Regions from separate parts of the Homo sapiens genome. Here regions 2, 3 and 4 are each linked to region 1. Evidence: chromatin contacts called from ENCODE Hi-C or POLR2A ChIA-PET data. All regions are on one chromosome and are shown on one strand. The core of a region is the stretch at or near the end of the contact, and the rest is flanking DNA. Distances in the headings are between cores, read along the strand shown.

The links. A loop is a pair of places that touch in the nucleus more often than their neighbours do. ChIA-PET counts read pairs that join two places held with the same protein, here RNA polymerase II (POLR2A). Pooled maps may share reads with other maps.
Region 2: a map with no recorded cell type shows a loop between it and region 1 (7-fold over the local background). The contact joins two enhancer-like sites. A Hi-C loop is called at or near these places in 2 of 37 single-sample maps with no recorded cell type and 3 of 50 pooled maps. POLR2A ChIA-PET finds 5 or more read pairs at or near these places in 2 of 52 experiments (GM12878 and common myeloid progenitor, CD34-positive).
Region 3: a pooled map shows a loop between it and region 1 (11-fold over the local background). The contact joins two enhancer-like sites. A Hi-C loop is called at or near these places in 5 of 37 single-sample maps with no recorded cell type and 11 of 50 pooled maps. POLR2A ChIA-PET finds 5 or more read pairs at or near these places in 3 of 52 experiments (GM12878, activated B cell and naive thymus-derived CD8-positive, alpha-beta T cell).
Region 4: a loop to region 1 is called in a pooled map, with 2.5 times the contacts of the local background. The contact joins the promoter of ZNF365 here to the enhancer-like site in region 1. A Hi-C loop is called at or near these places in 5 of 50 pooled maps. POLR2A ChIA-PET finds 5 or more read pairs at or near these places in 2 of 52 experiments (activated CD8-positive, alpha-beta memory T cell and activated T-cell).

What each region holds. Positions count from the first base shown.
Region 1 is chr10:62,524,651-62,530,338 of GRCh38, reverse strand. No RefSeq gene overlaps it. Among named protein-coding and RNA genes, the nearest start is that of ZNF365, 150 kb to the right of the region's middle. RefSeq lists an enhancer at 2,789-3,008. Within about 2 kb of position 2,883, at least 5 of the 41 ENCODE cell types and tissues checked have a DNase peak (open chromatin) inside an H3K27ac peak, as active enhancers do; they include GM12878, where a contact is called at or near this core.
Region 2 is chr10:62,705,124-62,710,811 of GRCh38, reverse strand. No RefSeq gene overlaps it. Among named protein-coding and RNA genes, the nearest start is that of ADO, 97 kb to the left of the region's middle. Within about 2 kb of position 2,076, at least 2 of the 41 ENCODE cell types and tissues checked have a DNase peak (open chromatin) inside an H3K27ac peak, as active enhancers do; they include GM12878, where a contact is called at or near this core.
Region 3 is chr10:62,679,087-62,684,774 of GRCh38, reverse strand. No RefSeq gene overlaps it. Among named protein-coding and RNA genes, the nearest start is that of ADO, 120 kb to the left of the region's middle. RefSeq lists an enhancer at 3,211-3,390. Within about 2 kb of position 3,319, at least 4 of the 41 ENCODE cell types and tissues checked have a DNase peak (open chromatin) inside an H3K27ac peak, as active enhancers do; they include GM12878, where a contact is called at or near this core.
Region 4 is chr10:62,371,278-62,376,965 of GRCh38, reverse strand. It overlaps ZNF365 (zinc finger protein 365), which reads right to left and starts at 2,597. Exons shown (of 5, transcript NM_014951.3): 1 at 2,508-2,597; 2 at 30-785. The coding sequence starts at 772. LOC283045 (a long non-coding RNA gene) reads left to right here and starts at 1,839. Exons shown (of 4, transcript NR_104162.1): 1 at 1,839-2,095.

The sequences.
Region 1 (5,688 bases), core at 1,634-4,133:
ACTTTAACTTTAAAATGTTTCCTGTGTTATCCAGATCAGTTCCCCATGTGTACTACCCTGTGGCCAAGTCTTTTAACTCTATGGTATGCTCAGATGTATACACGGGCACATCAATGGTGATCTCAGGCATTCAGATACAATAATATAGAATTGCCTTTTCGACTTCCCACCTCTCTGTGATCTCATTGATATGTTTTAGCTTCCTGGCACCTCCTTCATGGGCCTCCAGCTAGGAAGTTGAAGCTTTATTTTTTCTACTCGGCAAGGCACTTCTTGTGACAATATCTGTGTCCCAGGTCAAGTGATGAAGACAGAGAAGAAAAAAAAAAAAAGCAACGGGAATTCACACCATGCTCTTAGATCCATACTCATCTGGTCAGGGGAAGGTTCCCCTCTTTCAGAATTTTAGGCATCTATTCAGCTACCACTGTCATCACTGTACAATTGCCACTTCCATAATGCCTGGGGGTTGGGGTAGTAGAAAAAGGAAAAATACCAAAGTATTCTCCACTGTTTTCTACCCTATGCATCCCCCTTTCTTTGTCCTTTAAAGCAGAAGAGTTTCTCTTGAATCTCTTTCTGACAGCAGCCAGTGTGCACTTTCAGATGCTGGGCTGTGTCTTAGTCTATTTGTGTTGCTATAAAGGAATGTCTGAGATGGAGTGATTTATTTTTAAAAAAAGTTTATTTGGCTCATGATTCTGCTGGCTGGGAGGTTGGGCATCTGGCAAAAGTCTCAGGCTGCTTCCACTTAGAGCAGAAGGCAAAGTGAATGATGTGTGCAAAGATCACATGGCGAGAGCAGAAGCAAGAGGTAGGGATGTCAGGCTCTTTTAAACCACCAGCTCTCCTGAAAATTATTAGACTGAGAAGTCACTCACCCGTCTACACAGGGAAGACATTAATCTATTCATGAGGGATCTGCCCCCATGACTCAAATGCCTCCTATCAGGCCCTACTTCCAACACTGGAAATCAAATTTCAACATAAGGTTTGGAGGGGTCAAATATCCAAACCATAGCAGGCTGCCTTCATGTCTAGGCTAGGTAATACTGGAGGGAAAACACGGTAAATTCACAAATGATTTGACCAGACTTTGAATTCAAGTCTTATTCCTCAACCTGGATGCTACCATTTATTTTTCAGAGACTTCACATAGTAGCTGGTCCTTGCATTCAGTCCAGAATTTATAACTGCCTTCAGTAGGAGAGATGGGGTGGAGTGTGCTTACTCCATCTTCCTTGGAACCAGAACTCTTAAGTATGCTTTTAAAATTATTTTCAAAAGTGCCACTATTTTCATCTCATCTAGATTAAATTCAAGACCCAAGTGATAATTTCATTGGCCATCATTAGTTCTGTTACAGGCTATAGATGAAAACAGTCTTGGAGTCAATTCTTTTACATGTGACATTATCTTGAGTAAATTACCTATTGAGACTCTGTGTGTCAGTACTCTTACCTTCACGATAGGGACACAGGTCAGAGATAGCAATTAGTAATTAGTTAGAAATACATTGCAGTAGTCTAGGAAAGAAGTAATAGTGGCTCAGATCAGAGTAGTCATCATAGTAACACAGAGAGCCTCTTTGGCTTTTTTCATCTCACATTCATAGTCTATCCACCTTGATTTTCAAGATAAACAAGAGGATGTGGTCAAACAAAAAAGAGTCACTGTTTCAGTTCTTTTTTTTTTTTTTTCTGCCTCAAACAGAACCTTGATCTTTGTTAAAGTTCAGTATGAGGAACTGGTTTTGAATATTCGAGAGAAGAGAAAGTTTAGGAGTGAGGCTAGAGTAGGGCTGGAAACAGCATAGTTGTCTTCAAATAGCTAAAGGACTGTTTAATAGAAGAAACACTAAATGTATTATAAGCAAGCAGACACAAATAGAACTAAAGGAAAGACATTACAAGGAATCAGTTTAGCTTAATGGCAGGAAGAACTTGGTAATGGTTAAAGCTGTCTGTCTTAGTCTGTTTTCTGTTGCTTATAACAAAATACCTGAAACCGGGTAATTTATAAAGAAAAGGCATTTATTTGAACAGCAGGAAAATGGTGGATAGAAGGCAGGACTAACTTCCAGCTCCCACTCAGATGGACAGAGCAGCTTGTGGAGATGCACATTGTAAACTTTTACTCCAAGAACTACTGCAGGAACATACCCGGAAAGCCTAGAGAATCCACAGACCCTTTGAAGGAAGCAGATTGCTCCTGCAGGCCCCAGAAGATGGTTGAAAAAATGTGAGTGCCCAAAGTGTGAAAGGGGGATTGTCTGCCCTTGAACACACACCTTCACGGGGGAAACTGAAGGTCCAGATAATGGGAGAAGGATTTGATCTTACCTAGAGTTGAGACAAATTTAGAGAGCTAAGCAAAATACAAGGGTAGAAGTAGTGGGAAGAGCCCTGTGGGCTCTCTCGGTCCCCAGGGAAGCCATTTCTGACTTAGTCTCACAGAGATCCTTGGGAAGGGCTGCCAGAGGAACTGGGAAAAGACCACAGGGAGAAAGAAACTTCCAGCTGAACTTTGTAACAATTTCAACTGAACACAAATTTCCTCGATAGAAACTGGGGGAGGAGGTGAATCGGGAGTGGATACACAGCACAGAAGCCGCAGCAGGCAGGGAGGCACAAGACCTGAAAGCCCTGCTTGCTTTCTCAGCTAAAAGGCTAGTAGCCTGTGGCAAGTTCTCAGCCCTGCTCACTGGCTGCCTGGAAATAAACTCAGTGCTGTTGGTGGGGGCATGGTGGGAGTGAGACCAGCCTCTTGGGCTGCATGGGAGCTAGGTGAAGCCTGTAACTGCCAGCTTTCCCCGACTTCCCTGGTGACCTGCATGACACATCAGAGGCAGCTACAATCCCCCTGGGAACATAACTTCACTGGCCTGAGAACCACATCCCCATACCCCACAGCAGCTGCAGCAAGCCCCACCCAAGGAGAGCCTGAGCTCAGACAGGCCTAACCCTGCCCCGACCTGATGGTCTTTCTCTACCCACCCTTGTAGCCAAAGACAAAGGACATAATCTCTTCGGAGCTCTAGGGCTCCACCCACTGCCTTGATCCTCCCTATACTATGGCAACTGATGCTCCCCTGAAAGTGCCACCTCCTGGCTGGAGGCCAACAAATACAAAACTAGTGCAATAGACAAAACTACAACTAAGGACCCTCACAGAATCCATTTCACTCCCCTGCCAACTCCACCAAAACAGGTGCTGGTATCCAAGACTGAGACACCTGAAGATGGTAGACATGAAAATGGTTCACATCACAGGACTTTGGTCAGACACTCCCCAGTACCAGCCCAGAACCCAGTAGCTCCACTGAGTGGCTACATCCAGAAGAGAAATAACTGCAGTTTGGCTCTCAGGAAGCCACATCCTTAGGGGAAGGGGAGAGCACTACATCAAGGGAGCACCCCTTGGGACAAAGAATCTGAACAGCAGCTCTTGAGTCCCAGATCTTCCCTCTGACATAGTCTGTCCAAATGAGAAGGAATCAGAAAAACAGTTTTGGTAAAATGACAAAACATGTTTCTTTAACACCTCCAAAAGATCACACTAGCTCACCAGCAATGGATCCAAACCAAGAAGAAGTCTCTGAATTGCCAGAAAAAAAATTCAGAAGGTCGATTATTAAGCAAATTAAGGAGACACCAGAGAAAGATGAAGTCCAACTTAATGAAACCAAAACAATGATACAGGAAATGAAGGTGATATGGTTTGGCTGTGTCCCCACCCAAATCTCATCTTGAATTGTAGCTCCCATAATCCCTATGTGTCATGGGAGGGACACAGTGGGAGGTAATTGAATCATGGGAGCAGAGTTTTTCCCATGCTGTTCTCATGATAGTGAATAAGTCTCATGAGATCTGATGGTCTTATTAAGGGCAATTCCCCTGCACATGCTTTCTTGCAGCCATGTAAGATGTGCCTTTGCTCTTCCTTTGCCTTCTGCCATGATTGTGAGGCCTCCCCAGCCATGTGGAACTGTGAGTCCATAAAACCTCTTTTTCTTTATAAATTACCAAGTCTTGGGTATTTCTTCGTAGCAGTATGAAAATGGACTAATACAGAAGGGAAAAATCTTCGGTGAAATAGCATAAATAGAAAACAATCACAATTTTTGGAAATGAAGGACATACTTAGAGAAATGCAAAATACACTGGGAAGTCTCAGCAACAGAATCGAACAAGCAGAAGAAAGAACTTCAGAGCTCAAAAACAGGTTTTCAAATTAACCCAATCCAACAAAGACAAAGAAAATAGAATTTTTTAAAAAATGAACAAAGCCTCCAAGAAGTTTGGGACTATGTAACTAAACCTAAAAATAATTTGTGTTCCTTAGAAAGAAGAAATCTAACAAGTTTGGAAAACATATTTGAGGGAAAAATCAAGGCAAACTTTCCTAGCCTTGCCAGAGACCTAGACATCCAAATACAAGAAGCTCAAAAAAACACCTGGGAAATTTATCACAAAAAGATCATTGCCTAGGCACATAGTCATCAGGTTATCTGAAGTCAAGATGAAGGAAATAAATCTTAAGAGCTGTGAGGCAAAAACACCAGGTAACCTATAAAGGAAAACATATGAGATTAACAGCAGATTTCTCAGCAGAAACCCTACAAGCTAGAAGGGATTGGGGCCCTATCTCTAGCCTCCTTAAACAAAACAATTATCAGCTAAGAATTTTGTAACCAGTGAAACTAAGCTTCATAAATGAAGAAAAGATACAGGTTTTTTTTTAGACAAACAAATACTAAGAGAATTCACCACTATAAAGCCTGCACTACAAGAACTGCTAAAAGGAGCTCTAAATCTTGAAACAAATCCTCAAACTACACCAAAATATAACCTCCTTAAAGCATAAATCTCACAGCACCTATAAAGCAAAAACATAATAAATAAATTTTAGAAAACAAGGTATTGAGGCAACAAATAGCACAATGGATAGAATAGTATCTCACATCTCAATATTAACATTGAATGTAAATGGCCTAAATGCTCTACTTAAAAGATACAGAATGGCAGAATGGATAAGAATACACCAACTAAGTATCTGCTGTCTTCAAGAGACTCAAATAACACACAAGGACTCACATAAACTTAAGGTAAAGGGGTAGAACAAGATATTCCATGCAAATGGGCACCAAAAACAAGCAGGGGTAGCTATTCTTTTGTCAGACAAAACAAACTGTAAAGCAACAGCAGTTAAAAAAGACAAAAAGGAGCTGGACACAGTGGCTCATGCCTGTAATCCTAGCACGTTGGGAGGCTGAGGCAGGAGGATCACCTGAGGTCAGGAGTTCAAGACCAGCCTGGCCAACATGGTGAAACCCTGTCTCTGCAAAAATACAAAAATTAGCTGGTATGGTGGCATGCACCTGTAATACCAGCCACTCCGGAGGCTGAGGCAGAAGAAGCACTTGAACCCAGGAGGCAGAGTTTGCAGTGAGCCGAGATCATGCCATTGCACTCCAGCCTGGGTGACAGAGCAAGACTCTATCTCAAAACAAACAAACAAACAAACAAACAAAAAACAGACAAAAAGGGACATTATATAATGATAAAACGATTTGCCCAACAGGAAAATTTCACAGTCCTAAATATATATGTACCTAACACTGGAGCTCCCAGATTTATAAAATAATTACTACTAGACCTAAGAAATGACATAGACACAACACAATAA
Region 2 (5,688 bases), core at 827-3,326, 180 kb before region 1:
CCTCATCACCTCTGCCTTTAAGATCTTTCTTACCTGTCTATTCTCCCTTGACTCACTTCCAGTGGGGACAGGTTTTCTCTTGAGATTCCCATTTTTATGGAGTGCCAGCTTCAACTTTCATGAGATACTGGTCCTGTTTCTAAATTGATCATCTACTAAGATAAAAGACCTGTGATCAATAAGAGTACAGAGTAGCTTCAGATCCTTGTTAGTTGAGGCCCTTTCTAGCTTTGGACCATCCAGTTTTTATCAAGTGCTCAGCCCTGAGAAACAACATGAAGGGAGGATGATTTTAAGGGCCCATCCAGATCAAATCTAACCCTGTACCAAATCAGATCTGCAAAGCTAGCTGAAGGAAGTTTTTGAGGGTGTTATTCATGACTTTCCAGAGCCTTTCTTTCACTTAGGAGAAGTTCCTGTTTTGGGTTAATACCGAGAAGAGTGAGTTATACTTCTCTTGGGCAATCATTAACCAATATGTAGAACGTTTATTTTTAACTCTTCATTTGTGCCCCATCTCGAATGGAGCCATTTGATCGTTGTTTTTCATTCTTCTTTGGTTTTACACTTATTTTATACCACTTCATATTTTATGCATTCTTAGATGCTGCCTTCAGTTTCCTCTGAAACAAGATGGAAAACAGGCAACAAACAAATAAAGATATAAATAATTCAGGTTCTTATTACCTCTTTCTCTGGCTATTGGAATACTGGCCTTCCCTTCCCACCTCGTATCTTTCCTTCTGTATATCTTTTACATACTAATCATGTCGTCCTCCTGCTTAAAAGCAGTTAGCAGTCCCATACTTGCTCTTTCGCAGAGCACGTAAGGCCCTTCACAGTCTTAAAACAGTCTTTTCTTAACCTCAGAATCTCCCTGTGTCCTTATTTCCAGCCATGCCAAGCCACTCATTGCTCCTCTTAGAAGTGTTATGTGTTCACATACTTCTAAACTTCATATTGGATACTGTAGATATAGTGGTTTGTGAACATATGCTGTGCTGCCACTTCTCATGAACTCCTATTCATCTTTTAAGGCCCATATCAAATGTCACCTTCTCTGGAGTGCCTTTCCTGATTCCTTATAAAACTCTTTCATTTTACTATAAGTACTCTGTTAGTACTTTCTAGATTCTTTTGCTAATAGTAATTATCACACCATTTTATTGATTTGTTCATTTGTATGTTTCTTAACCATTTTTTTCACTTATCTTGTATACTTTGGTCTTGGCATGGGATAAGCATTTAATAAAAGTTTGTTTTGACTGTGCAAATGAACATTACACTGTTTTTTGGTGGACATCTATAGCTGACGTTTCACCGCATGTGATACCATGGCCACAGGACTTTTGGATTTGTGGGTTTTGCTTAGTTACAACAGTAAGTCACTTTAAAAAATATTTTGTTTCCAATAATAGATTTATTGAGTCATAATAGTCATCTCTAGGTCGAAACAACTAGAATATAGAGTGTACTGTTGGCTCATAGTATCTTTTGGGGTCCCACTAGTCTATCTTAAAAAGTCATTCAGCCCCTCTGTAACAGAATCTCATTGACTAGGAGATTAATGAGAAATTAGCCATGACTAGGCTTGCTGAATTAAAATTGGAAGCAAGGGTTATTACTAGAGATGCTGGGTTTATGGTAGATGAAAGCATGACCAATCATTACGAACTGAGGGGTTTTAGAAACACAGATTTGTTGCATTTCATTAACTAGTCTCCAGACATCTGTATTAGCACTTGTTTGCCAACAATTTACTAATCATTTTATGTGTCTATATCTTACTCTCTCAACTAGCTCAAAAGCAATCTGAGAGAATGAATTATGCATTATCTAATGTAGGCCACAAGCTGAGCATCCTGATGGCAAAATATTACCTGGCATGGCCCTTTGGAACATTTACAAAATGTGGAGGGATACTCCCTGCATCGTGGGAACACAGGCTGTAGTTTAAGCTGCTCTGAAAGTGGAACACTCCTCTTCTTCCTCCTACAGTAGGGCTCAGTGAGTTTTGTTTTGTTTTCTCTATATTTGGCTCTGTGGGAAATCATCTGACCTTGGGTCTTGGGCAGGGACTAACGGGCACGTGAGATCTTGAGGTTTCTGGTTCAGGATACGATGGAAAAAAATCAACCAACTGATAGACTTTAGTTAACACAGAATGAACTGGCTGCCATGAAAATATACCCAAAAGGCTCACAGAAAGGATATTCCTGACTCTGGTCCAAAGGAATTTACATGCAAAACAGTCTCCCAGAGACAAAACCCAGGAACCATTAAAAACAAATTTTCTCTTAGGAGTTAGTATACACTTTTAAGGAGAAGAGCTAACCTGTGAGGATGAGCTTTTAGGAGAACTTGTCCTGGAAGCCTTTCACTACCATGTTGCTCTGGCATTGCAATGCATGTCAGAGATTAAGTATATTCCTGTATCTATGACACCAGGAGAGATGGAATCAAAATACACAAATACATAAAATTCATCTGCTGGTGCAGCAAGAAAACACAGATCAATCAAGACAATAGATTTGGCTCCTTTGTGCTTTAAAAAGCAAGAAAATAAACTTTAATGTTACTATACCCGTTTGGATTCCAAAAGGATCAAATGGCATTTGAATAGTTCTAGATGAAAAGACAAATACTTAGCAAATATATTTTCTTCACTGGTATTAGGCTGCAGGCATTCATGGGAGCTAGGCTACTTATAGTCTCTGCTTTGTATATGTATATATATAAATATATATTTAGCATCAGTAGAGTAGGGGGTTGGCAGGGTGAAAATAGCCTTACACTAATTTTAGATAATTTGCATAGCATTCTCGGAACATGTCTCTCTATGACCTTAATGAAATGAACAACTGGGCTAAGGAGAACAGGGCACAAATGAGACTTTTTTGTGGGGACCTTTCAGTCTTTGCCGACAAAATACATCTATCAATAAGGCATACCTGAAGGAAGCACTTGGAGGGTCTTTATTGCATATGCCAACTGGTTGTTTCTCTATGTAATAACCTTTTTGATAAGCTTTTCGGTAAGGCTAAGTTGTTAGAGAAGAAGCTTTCAATTATTCTCTGTAAGGTGATGGGACATGTCCATATTTAGGACAAATGGATGGAGCTACACTGTGAATAGCTATAGTTCCTAACGAATCGTAAGTGGCAAGATTGCCACTTGCAGATCCCCTGTGTGGTGTAGGCATGTAGAAGGAGAGTGGCAAAAGGCATTGAATGGATTGATTATTTTGAGGCACTCTGATGTTTTTTCTGTGTTTTTGAATGAAGTACAACCACAACCACATCTCTTTATGATAGGCATAGAGGTATGCATGCCACCCATATTCAGAAGTAAGCCAACCTTCTTTAACTACTAAGAATCTTCTAGAGCAGATAAATATAACAAAGTTAAGTTTTTAAAAGAAAGCATTTTTGTGTTTCCAAACAATGCAATTATTCTATTAATTTAAAACCAAACTCAACCAAATGCCTCGCTTTAAATAAACACTTTGAAATACCTTTTGCCCTTTATTTTTGTTTAAAGCTTTTAAACCTCTTTAGCTAGCTGGTACAGAACAATACTGAAGTTTACAAAATTCACCCAAACCTAGGACATTATAAATGCCTTAACAATGCCTAAGAAAACTCCCAATTCCCCGTGTGATTCTTGGATCAAAGACACCAGCAGTTGTGAACAAAATGCCAACAGGCCAGAGTTACTACTATGTAGCATTCCACAGTGAAAGTGTGGCCATCCCACATGTCTACCTAAATACATAGGTAAACTTTTCCCTAACTCAAATCCTCTATTGCCAATCAGAACTAGGTTTTATTAAATTTTATTAAAATTTGTCAAAGCTGTTCTCTGACTGGAAACTTGCCTGCTGAGTTTTAGCCCAAGGCAGATTTTAATGGCCAAGTTCTACAGGCATCAAAGGGAGGAGGAGTCAGCAAGAGGATGCCTTCTCTTCCCAAATGGTGACAGCCTGCTCTCATGTGAAAACTCTATAGAAGCATCACAAGTGAGGAGAGACTGGAACATCTCTGACAGGCAGCCTGGAGTTGAATCACTGTCTCCCTTCCAGGACGCCACTCTGGCACAGGTATTTCATGCCCTTAGAAGTTTTCCAATCCTCAGACTGATCAAAGCACTTGGAAGTCAGGGCTAATTTCACCTACACACGTTCCTTCATCACAACTTGTGCCTTTCATGTTTAAATATCCTTCTTCTTAACTTGGATTTAGCATTGTTTATTCACTCATCATTCATTTTTCTCATTTTTCTTCTCCCTGCATGATACCCATGAAGGCAAAGGAAAGGAGATTGAGATGTCCAAATTGCTTCAATGAATTCTGAATTGTGAAGACATTTGAGCTTTTCCCTAAAAGTTTTTAATGAGAAAATGATGCACAGGATGGGCCACTGCCCAAATCTCACCTCTCCATTGTTCTTATCTTGCAGTAGGCATAATTTTAATTAAGAGAAGTTCCAAAGAGAGAAGAAGAGGACATGACTTACTTTATTAAATTTTCTGGGTGGTGAATACTGCTCAGAGATGCAGCTGGACCAATTATGCTAAAGTGCATTTCCTTACTGGTGGGGTGGTCCAGGAATAGGTAATCCCCAACCAGAAAGGGGTTGATGAAAATCCATGCATCTGCAGTACTCAAGGACAGCCACCGAAGGCATGGCTTCAAGGTTGGTTGACAGCTTTGCTCCTTAACCTCTCTGAGCTCAGGAAGCCAAGGAAAAGAGGCACACTGAAGCTGAGTTACCTAGGCTTGCTATGGTAATTTGGGGCCTCTCTATATGTGTGTGTTGCGGGAGGGGTTTAGGGAAGAATGGGCCTATAGAGTAGAAACATGACTCAGGCAATGGGTTAATCTATTTGGAGAAAGGTCAAACAATTTAACACCCATCACAGAAACACCAGCCTCCTATCCCTCCAACCACCCACACTAAGAGCTATATATATATATACACATATATATATATATGTGTGTATATATATATATATGTGTGTGTGTATATATATATATATATTCTGGAGCATTGACAGGAAAGAAAGGCAACACAAATTGGGGCTAAATATTTATTTCCTGTATGGCATTAACTCCTGAAATATTCACTGGCTGTGTCTTCAGCGAGGGTAGACTCAATGGCACATCTCTGGATCCTCACTGGCAGCCCTTTTAGTTGGTACAGATTGTCTTGCAAAAATGAAATCAGCTGACACCACTTTAGACTAGCGCCCACCCCAGACCAATTGAATCAGAAACTCTGGAGCTGGGAATTGCTCAGCTGGTGTTAATAGCACCCCAGGTGATTCTAATTTACAGCTGAGGGCGAACCAAAGAACCACAGCCTTAGACAATTCTACACACCCTGTGGATGCAGAATGAATGCAGGATGGCTGATTGAAAGCAAAGTTTGCACTGCTTTTCTCCATTCGTCCAGAAACCTATCTATCTAGACATGTATTAAGAGCCAGCCATTCTAGGTCCTGGGTTAGGTGGTAGATCTCACACTTCATTGTGCATGAGAGTCACCTGGGCACCTGGTTAAAATACAGAGTCTGACTCAAGAGATCTGGGGTGGAACAACGCGTCTCTGTTTTTAACAAGTTCCCAGGTGATACTGGTGCTGCTGGTCCTGAACTACGTGAGTAGCACACAAGACTAAGAAGGTGCT
Region 3 (5,688 bases), core at 2,070-4,569, 150 kb before region 1:
CCATGGGATTGTACCCTCCTTGCAAGTCTTACTGTGCTCAGTGTCTTGATTGACTCTATCTCATTGGGCTGAGTGGAGACAGAAAACTGGACCTGCATTGGCAACCTCTCTGCCCTGGCCTGCAGCTGTTCTGTGCTGGGCCTGGGGAGACCAGGGACACCTATCTGCTGGCTGACACAGGAAAGGGAGTAAACACTGGGAAGGGAGATCCTGAACCCTTCTCTTGTGATCCCACACATAGGCTAAGCAGGTAGCCACCCATACAAAAGTGCAGAAAGGTAGGGCAACTACATAATTTATCATTTCCATAGGGTTGCTTCTGAGAGTGAAAAGGGGCACTAAATAGTTATGTTTGGGCAACAGGCAAGAACTGGGCACCTTGATCTCAACTCAATCAGCAGACATTTCCTAAGCAGCTCTGTAACAGGCCTGTCCCTTCCATAATTGGATACAGACATGTCAACAAGTAATGACAAGATTGAGTTAGGTGGAACTCTAATAATGGAAGCAGGTGCAAAGGCAACAAAAAGAGGGTGAGGTTAGTCTCTGGGAGCAGGAGTGGGGGAGTAGTTGGGAAGCCTTCAAAGCAAGGGGCTTTGTAAGATAAATGTTTCATAGGCATATAGATGACGGAAGGGATTCTAGAAGAGAACAGCAAATGTAAAGTCACAGATACCTGAAAATACACAGCACATGGGAAGGGTTGGAAGAAAAGTGGCATTGATGGTGAGCAAAGTGTGAAATAGGAGTGTCAGGACTCAGGCTGGCTGAATCCAGGTTGTGATGCCACATCAACAGGCTTGGACATACTTGTTAGAGCAGGAGTGGCAAACTGTGGCCCTTGGGCCAATTCAGCCTGCTGCCTGTTTTTGTGAATCAAGTTTTATTGGAACACAGCTGAGCTCATTGATTATATACCATCTACGGCTGCTTTCACACAATAACAACAGAGTTGAGTAGTTGCAATAGAAACTAACTGTAGGGCCCACAAAGCCTGAAATATCTACTATTTGTTTCTTTATAGACAAAGGTTGGCAAGCCCTGGCTAAAAGCCATGGTGGAAACATTGAAGGACTTTAAGTAATGATGTAACTATATCTCTGATTTAGAAAGATCTCACCATGTCCGGTGGGCAATAGACTGGGGAAGGAAGGAAGGTGGGAGGCTACAGTGACAGGCTTTGATTCATGCAACCAACCTTTTCCGAGGGCCCACTTTATGCCAGACACTGTGCCAGACTGGAATGCAGAGATGAGGTCACAGTCCACTCCTTATGACCACTGCAAACAAGAAAAGGTAAGAGCCTGGACCAAGGTGGTAGAAATGAAGATGCATGGGAGGGGATAGACCAGAGAGAGGTTTAGAGAGGTAAAGTGAGAGATTCTGGGGCTCCAGTTTTGGGACCAGATGGTTGGAAGTATCCTTCCCTGAGGTGGGGACACTCAAGGAGAAGCAGGTTTGCTTCCACTTCACTCCCCCTTAGCCTCTTTGAACTCACTGCACTTGCCCTGTGAGATGAAGTTCTTAAGAGATTTCTAGAGATAGAGAGGTTTTAACTGGGTTTAGATTTATCTGAGACAGACACCTGAACAAAAACTAAGTTAACCAAGTGTTGCCATCTGAATTCATTGTCACTTAGGAAAGAGCAAAGCCCCCACTGAATTTGAAAGAAAAGGTCCTGCATGGGCCCATGGAATAGCTGCTCCCCTGAGCTGACAGGTGGAAGGGACTGACTTCCTCATGCTTGTAACCCCCATAGGTCCTCCACAGATGTACACTGGATGAAAGTATGAGACCAAATGACTTAGGGTCTTGGCAAATAAAGATGGCACACTCAAGGGCTTCAGAGACTGAACACTCCATCTCTCACTCCTACCCTCTCATCTGCTGGTGTCATCCATTGGCTGCACTCCATCAGACCCCCCAGTGGGGGACCCAGATAATGCAGCAAGTGGGGCCATCTTCCTCCCCCACAGAGCCTGGAACAGAAGAGCCTTTTTGTGGTTCCTTTTAGTTTTGCCAAGCTTGGTGTGATCACACTTTCACTATTGAATTGTTAGTAGCATTACTGAAGTACTTGGACAACACATCATTATTTAGATAAATAAATATTTATTGGTTGCATATTCTTGCAAGCAGTTCTGGAGCACCTAAGAAGAGCCAGGTACTTTACCATGAGTCACATACAGAGATGGCTAGAGGGTTTTGCAAAGATATTGCCATCTGTGGGCATCCTTGTACACAAAGCTTTTGAGTATTCCAGCAGCATAGATTACTGGAAGTGGAATCCTGGACCAGGGCGAATTCATAGTTTACATTTGGTAGACACTCACAAATCACCTTTCTAAAAGGGCTGATGTACACTCTACAAGTATTTGAGCATGTCTTTTTTTGCCACGCCTTCTCTTGGTCCCTGGTGAGGTTAAGCATCTTTTCATATGTTTTTCAGTTCTTTGTAATTTTTCTTTTGTGAAACACAGTGGTTTAGAGCTTGATGTCTGAAATCAGACTGTTAGGTGGATTCAAACTCTGTCTTTGCCCCTCATGAGCTATGTGATCTTGAGCAAGTTATTTAACCCTTCAGTACTCCCATTTCTCATGTGTAACATGAGGATAGTGTCATTAGCTACTCTTTGGGGTTTTGCAGTCTAAGTACTTACATAGTGCCTGACACAGGGTAAACTTGATGTAAGGGTTGGCTATTGTAAGATTTGACCATGTCTTTTTGCCTATTTTTCTTTCCTGGTGATGTTAAAGTGTGACCAGAGTTAAAGACTACCAGGCAGAAAGCAGCCTGTTTCTGTGGCTCTTGTTTTATATGTATATGCACAGAGTAACAAGACTGAATCAATCTATTTCTGAAATGGTCTTCTGGTTCCTGTGTCATGATGTGCACTCAGATGATAACATTTCACTTTCCTACCTGGACCACAGATAAGTGTGTGTGCTGATGAGTGGAGGGTCATTTGACTGCTTCGGCTCTCCTGGCATCTCTGGAATTCTCAACTGTTGGAATTTGACCAGAGGTTCCCCCAGAGTAAGTTTGCTCCAGGGAGTGACAGCTGCCCCCTGTGCATTGTTCAGGGCAAGCCTAGAGGTCCTTGAGCCTTTGCTCTGGCGGCCAGCAGATGGAACTGCTGGAGCTCCGGGCTGTAGGAGGCCAGGTGCTCTGCGCTCTCACTTGCAGCGGGCTGAGGGCTGTGGTTGTGGCTGCCTGAGCTATTGCTGCCATTGGGGAGATCACACGCCCACAAGGGGAATGCCTCAAGTGAATGAAAAAAAAAAAATTAAAGGAAGAAGAGAAAAGCTCCTTCCTTTATAGGCCAACCTCACAGTTACGCAACTCTGACTGTACATTTTCAGACTTTCCGTGCAAGTGAAGGTCACCTTAAGATAGATTGAAAAGCATGTATCATAGTCATAGGAAAGTTCAAGAGTGTGAGGGTGTCTGAGGCATTACTTGGTGGTGAATGTGTGTGTAGATTTCCTATAGTGAGACTGGCTTACATGGGCAATGGAAGGAAGTTGCTGCTGGGCCACCAGCAGGGCCAGCATGGGAACCACCAGTGCTGTCCTTAATTGATGCCAAGAATTGTCCAACGTGTTAGCATTAATTCTCATACTAATACAGCAAGGAAGATATTATTAGCCCAATTTTATTGATGAGGAAATTAAAATCAGAAAGTTTAACTATAAGACCCATCAGCTAGAAAGCAGTGAGGCACATTTTTGAAAGTAGGTTTTTCTGATGTCAAAGTTCACATTCTGTCCACTGCCCAATGCACAGAGTTGCAGAATTTAGAATTCAAAGGGACTTTAGAATTCACAGCTTCTCTGTGCCCAAGATCACAAAGTTTGCGGCAACCTTGGAAATAGAATCTTCATCTCTTATTTTTTGTTTGTTTTTGGTTTTGCTTTTTAGGGTTTTTTGAGACAGTATCGCTGTGTTGCCCAGGCTGGAGTGCACTGGTGCGATCTCGGCTTATTGCAACCTCCACCTTCTGGGTTCGAGTGATTCTACCTCAGTCTCCCGAGTAGCTTGGATTACAGGTTTGCACCACCCATGCCTGGCTAAGTTTTGTATTTTTAGTAGAGACAAAGTTTCACCACATTTTCCAGGCTGGTCTGCAACTCCTGTCCTCAAGTGATCTGCCCACCTTGGCCTCCCAAAGTGCTGGGATTACAGGCGTGAGCTACTGCAACCGGCCAAGTATCTTCTACCTCTGATTCACATGCAGGCATACCCTGTTTTATTGCACTTTGCCTTACTGTGCTTTATAGATATTGTGTTTTTTAACAAATTGGAGATTTGTGGCAACCCTGCAACAAGCAAGCCTACTGGCATCATTTTTTTCCAACTACATGAGCTCACTTCATGTCTCTGTGTCACATTTTGGTAATTCTCACAACACTTCAAACTTTTCATTATTATTATTATATGTTATGGTGATCTGTGATCAGTGATCTTTTATATCACTATGTTACTATTATAAGTGCTTTGGATCACTGCAAATCATGCCCATATAAAATGGTGAACTTAATCGATAAATATGGTGCGTGTTCTGACTGCTCCACTGACTGGCAGTTTTCCTACCTATCTTTCTCTCTTTGGGCCTCCCTATTTCCTGAAACACAAAAATATTGAAATTTGGCTAATTACTAGCCATATAATAGCCTCTGAGTGTTGAAGTGAAAGGAAATGTGTGTCTCTCACTTGAAATCAAAAGCTAGAAATGATTAAGCTTAGTGAGGAAGGCATGTTGAAAACCAAGATAAACAAAAAGCTAGGCCTCTTGTGCCAGTTAGCCAGGTCACCAATGCAAATGAAAAGTTCTTGGAGGAAATTAAAAGTTCTTCTCTAGTGAACATTTCAGTGATAAGAAAGCAAGACATCCTTATCGCTGATATGGACAAAGTTTTAATGCTCTGGATAGAAGATCAGACCAGCCCCAACATTTCCTTAAACCAAAGCCTAATCCAGAGCAATGTCCTAACTCTCTTTAATTCTGCAAAGGCTGAGAGAGGTAAGAAAGCTGCAGAAGAAGAGTTGGAAGCCAGCAGAGGTTGGTTCATGAGGTTTTAAGGAAAGAAGCCACCTCCATAACATAAATGTGCAAGGTGAAGCAACAAGTGCTGATATAGAAGCTGCAGGAAGTTATCCAGAAGAGCTAGCTGAGATCATTAATAAAAGTGGCTTCACTTACCAACATCTTTTCAATGTACACAAAATAGCCTTAGATTGGAAGAGGATGACAAGTAGGACTGTTATGGCTACAAAGGATAAGTCAATGCCTAGCTTCAAAGCTTCAAAGGACAAGTTGACTCTCCTGTTAGGGGCTAATGTAGCTGGTGACTTTAAGTTGAAGCAAAGCTTATTTACCATTCCGAAAATTTTAGGACTGTTAAGAATTATACTAAATCTACTCTGCCTGTGCTCTATAAATGGAACAACAAAACCTGGATGACGACACATCTGTTTACAGCATGGTTTACTGACTATTTGAAGCCCACTATTGAGTCCTACTGCTCAGAAATAAAGATTCCTTTCAAAATATTACTGCTCATTGACAATGCACCTGGTCACCCAACAGCTATGATGGAAAAGTCCAAGGAGATGAATGTTGTTTTCATCTGTGATAATACAGCATCCATTCTGCAGCCCATGGATCAAGGAAAAATTTTGACTCT
Region 4 (5,688 bases), core at 1,348-3,847, 150 kb after region 1:
GGTTAGCATCCCCTGTCAGCAACACTTACTCTTCTTTCCTAAGAAGCTCCTCCTCAGATTCCGTCAGGCGTTGCCTCAGTACAGCTATCATTTCCACGGCCACGTCCACCTGTCTGTTTAAGGCCCGCTCTCGTCTCTGAACTTCCTGCTTTTTCTGAGTCAGCTGCACAAAAGCTGCCCGAACTTCCAACAGTTCCGCAGTTTTCTGGGCCAACTCTTTGGTGAGTTTATCAATTCTCTTCTCAATGGTCCTATCCACAGCCTCAACCATTCGATTGAATTTTTCTCTGACATGTGCCTCGAAAGAAGCTTTGGTGTCTGAGGTGGGCAGTCCAGGACCCGACCGTGTCCCATCCAGCGAGTCTGCATGGAGGTCCATGGCAGTGTAGGTCTGCACATAGGACACAGGCCTCTCTGCCACCACCTCAAATGGCTTCCTGTCCTTGGAATGTTCATGTGAAATGCTGTACAAGTTAACATAGCTCGGTTTCTGCTTTACCACGTTGCCACTGCTCTGCAATTTTCCCGGTTTCAGGAGTTCTGAGGAAGTGACTAGGTCTGTGTCTTTGAGGGATGGAAAGAGACTGCATTTTGTCAAGAGGGTTCTTTCTTCGTAGCTGTGACTGAACTCCAGATGGGCCCTCAAGGATGACAAGCTTCTAAATCTGGTATGGTCTCCACACCTCGGGCAGCGTAATGGCAGGCACACAGCAACATTCTCAAAGGACTCCTGCCAGGGATATCTGCTTTCCTCAAAAGCCTTCTGTTGCATTACTCTAAAAGTCCTGGGAGGGGGGAAATAGGTAGTTTACAAGTCGGCTGAAAAACACACTACTAAAATGATTGCTGCTCATCTCCATGACAGCAGAGGCTTTTTGGTTTCAAGTGACTTTTGCACATAATATTTTATGTTGCACTTAAAACCTACAGCCCATGGGCCAAATCCATCCACATCAATTTCTGCATTATTTACTGCTGCCGTATCAATTTCTGTATTATTTATTGTAAACCACAATGGCAGTGGTGAGTAACTGAGACAGAGACTCTATGCTCCTAAAAGCTAAAATATTTACTACCTTTACAGAAAAAGTTTGCCAACTCCTACCTAGAATCAAAAAGGTGGGTAACATTCCCTCTCCACAGAAGAGAACACTGAAGCAAGGAAGTAAAGCCATTAATCCAAGGTCAGATGGAAAGTGGTAGATCCAGAAGTGGAATTCAAGTTTCCTCCCCTCCTGAATTTGGCACACTAAATGCAAAACCGTGCCCCATTTTAAGGATACAATCCGAGATGCGTGAACACAAGAACATATGAAAACTCACATGAATTGTCAAAATGGGTCCTAAGACAGCAAGCTCAGGACCTATCCTCAAGTACAGGAAAGATTACTCAAGCTATGCACAGTGGCATTAAGCCTGCAATCAGCTGAAAATTTTTCACCCTGAAATTTTTGCCTTTTTTTCCTTCAGGTATTGCTGTGATGACATAAACCAAAGTGCTAATCGTAACAATAACAGACCCCATACGTGAGTTTCACTGAAACCTGGGGACCCAATGTGTCAAATACCATTTGGCATAAGTGGGGCCATGGCCAAGATTTTTATTATAATAGAGTGTTCTGGACGGATTTGTCTTGTCTCAGATGCTATTTTATATGACAACCTCTAGGGATGGTCAGTGTGTGAACCAGGTAGGTATCAGCATACTCTCTTAATAACAGGAAGTTCTGGTTTCCTTGTAGGAATGCATTATCTTCACCCTAGCAACAGATGACTGTTGGCAACCCAATTCTGCAAGCAGTGCATATCTTCTATTCCTCCATGAAAGGTTTCTACTTAAATGTAACAAGCATTGGACCCGAAATGAGGGAGCCCAGCTGGGGTCTTTGGGTGAAAAGTGTCCTCAACCTCTTCAAAAGCAGAGGTGCAAATGGTCCCCAGGCAGCGAGGCAGGCAAGGCTTCTAGGTGAAGCCCCCGGCCCCCAGAGAGGGGAACCTCTTCCTGTGATGGGTACACCGGGATGTTTAACCACTGGTTTTCTGGGAACGAGATGCAAACCCTGGCTCAGCATAGGGCCAAAGACGCTGACAAGAGGTAAGGAAAGGGGAAGTCAGGATTCTAAGGGGGCAATGGGAAAAGGGTGGCATTTTGGATGGGGAAATGGGTAATCACACACTCCAGAGCACGCAGGCTTTTATGGGCCCAGAGGAAACCCAGTCCACTGGGCTGATGAAGAGCCCTAAGTGACTCTGCCAGAGAAGGGCAGGCTGGCAATGACCCTGCCCCGGGGTCCCAGCTCTCCCCGCCCCCTCTCCGCTGCGTGCCAGCCCACGGGTGCCAGAGTGGATTCGTGTGCACATGAGTTCCTGCTGGTGGGGGCCGGGAAGCCGGCTCTCCCAACTCCCCGCCATGCTGCGGGCTCGGGGACCCCCTCCCCAGCCCCGGCCACCCCGGCAGGTCCCCTCCGCCGAGCCGCGGGCGCAGATGGCCGGCGGCCGCCTCTTACCCGACTTGTTGCTGCTGCTGCTGCAGCCGCCGCCTCCGGTGCTGATGCTGCGGGAGCGAAGCGGTTTTCAGCAGAGCCGTAAATCAGACTGAGCCGGGCCGGCTCCCACTCCCCGCCGCACCTCCGCGCCGGGACCGGCGGCGTCCAGGGCGGAGCGAGGCGCGGCTAGCCAGCGGGGGCGGCGCTCGCGGGCACCGTGGGGCACCGCGCCGTGGGTGCGGGGGTTCCGGAACGCCGCGGCCCAGGGCTGCCACCTCCGCGGGGAACACCCTTGCTCTGCCCAGCTGGCGGGAGCATCATCTGCCCCCCCGCCACCCAGCCGGGAGCCCGATCCGACTCAGGATTACACTGACATCACTGCGAGAGATGCTGGGATCATTCCCCGGGGGAGGGAAGGAAAGACGCGTGTCAGCCTCGCAGTCGCGGCGCTTTCTGCAGGCCCTGGCAAGCTTTTTTGCACTAGTTTGGGGGGAGCGGGAGAGTGTGGATGAGGATGCAGCATAGCTGGGCATCTTCTTTGAAAATCTACCCGTTGGAAGGTCCGGGTATTTAATTAGGACCTCTTCATCCCAAGCAGCAGGGCGAGAATGTCCCAAAATAACTAACCCAGAGAGTACACTCCAGCCTTCCTAGCCAAGTGTCCTGAGGCTACGTTAACAGGCAGAACTAAATCTAGTAAAGTGCAGGGATTAATGAACAAACAGTTAAAGCAACAAGATCCCTCACCTACACCCCCATTTCTGAGGCGGACGCCCCTTTCCCTGGAGAAAAAATTTGTCCTCCTAAAGAGGGGATGTCCTGAAGAGAAGACGGCAAATCATTCCTTCTGAAGGACTCTGATGTCTCAGCTTGCTGGGCTTTTGCTTTTTTTTTTTTTTTTTTTTTTTTTTAACCTGTTTTGGTTTACCCCTACTGTAACTCCTGAAATGTGAAACCTAGATAAAAGTTACTGCTGGGTTTTCTTGTTCAAAGAAGAGAAGAGATTCTGTTCATCTGTAGACAGTTAATGCATCCTCTTGACTTCTCAGGGTGTCTTTTCTCAAGGCTTGCTGTTACTCATTTCAACACCCGATTTTATTTTAACGGTAAAGAGCTCAACAGTTATCTTAGTTGAAATTTTGTTTTGTTTTTGACAAATGAAAACAAATGAATTGCTTTGTTTTTTCACAAATGAATTATCACATCAAATGCAATGAAGATCCCAAGCTCTGGCATCAGACTTGATTCAAATCCTGGTTCTAGGGCCTGGGTCAAGTAACTAGACTTTTCTGTTCCTTCAATTCCTCATCTATGAAATGAAGATAATCAAGACCTACCTCTTAATATAGCGGTGGATCGAATGTGCTATGATGATGGAGGTAAAAACCCTGCCTGACAGGGACACACACTGATAAAGTCAGCTGTTATCGTTGTTGCTACTTCATTTATAATTATTATTAATTCCATAAAAAAGGGGCCTACACACATTTAAAAAGCAGGAAGGAGAAGAGGAATTAATATGTACTAACTTCTACGTAAATGGAGATAGGCTATTGTGCTGGGGTGTGTTTGCTTTGAAAATATTATATCTCATTGAAGTTACTTTTTGACTCGCTCTCAAGACTATTCCAAGAATCAATTTATTTAGTACAAAATCTTAAAGTCTGAAAGATACACTCATTGGAGTGCCAAGTTATCTCCGTCATCTTGTGAGGTGCCTGCAGGTTAACCTCTTACACCCACTGCCTTCATGGCAAAACATAACAAAAGCATGCTCTGGTCCTCCCTTCCCCCCCGCCCCTTTTTTTTTTTTTTTTTTTTTTTTGAGACGGAGTCTCACTCTGTCTCCCAGGCTGTAGTGGCGCGATATCAGCTCACTGCAACCTCTGCCTCTTGGGTTCAAGCGATTCTCCTGCCTCAGCCTCCCTAGTAGCTGGGATTACAGGTCCCTGCCACCACCCGGCCAATTTTTGTATTTTCAGTAGAGACGGGGTTTTGCCGTGTTGGCCAGGCTGGTCTTGAACTCCTGACCTCAGGTGATCTACCGGCCTCGGCCTCCCAAAGTGCTGGGATCACAGGCGTGAGCTACCGCGCCCAGCCAGCTCCTCCCATTTCTTAGACAGCTGCTACTTCTTTTTTGGTCCTAAGTTCCTCCCCTGTTAAATGAGAGGATGGAGATTTTCAAAGTCCTTTTCTCACCCTAAAAATATAAAATATTATCAAATAATTATGGAGAGGTTATTCTGTGCAGGGCCTAAAGCTGAGTATTGTGGGAAATTCAACTTGGTCAACAGGCATTTAGGACCTTAAGTGGTTCTCAAAGTGTCACTTGTGTATACCACCAATTACCTCATTTAATCTTTGAACACCTGTGAGGTAGGGAGGACCTTGTACACTCAGTTCTAGCCACCTTGGCATCCCTTTACTTAAGAGCCCTGCTTTTTCCCGTCTCTAGGGCCTCTTTATCTGGTAATGCCTACTCATCCCTCAGAGCTCATCCCAAGTATGCCCTCTCTGAGGAGGTCTTCCCTGACACTCCTGGACAAGGTTAGTGCGTACTAGGAAAATTTATTATGACAGGATTTGTCACAATAATTCTATGTGCTGGGTTATGGATGTAGTTGTCTGTTTAATATTTATGTCCACTGTTAAGTTGTAAGCTATGTGAGTCAGGGTCCTTGTCTGTCTTACTCTCCAGTATATTCCCAGGACTTAGCACAGTGCTGATCAAAGTGCTCAAAAAATATTTGTTAAAAGAATGAATGCTGAAGAAATAAATCCCCTTTCTACATAGGAGGAAACAGGCCCAAAGAAGTTAAGTAACTTTCTCAAGATCACAAACCTAGAACACATTACAGCCAGGATGGCAAACCCTGGGCTTTTAACCACTGTACTCATTGGCTTTCCAGTTTTTGATGAAGAAAATAAAGTTCTAGGAAGTAAAGTGACTTGCCTAAAGTCATATAGGTAATAAAGAATAAAATCAGGGTTAGAGTTCATGTCTTCAAACACTGATGTTTTTCTATGCCACATTATGCTGTTTTACTCTGCCCTCCAGGCACTTACAACTAGTGGAATGAGAACAAGGCATATATATATGATAGATATATGAGATATATATCATATATATGATAGATATATGAGATATATATCATATATATGATAGATATGAGATATATATCATATATATGATATATATATG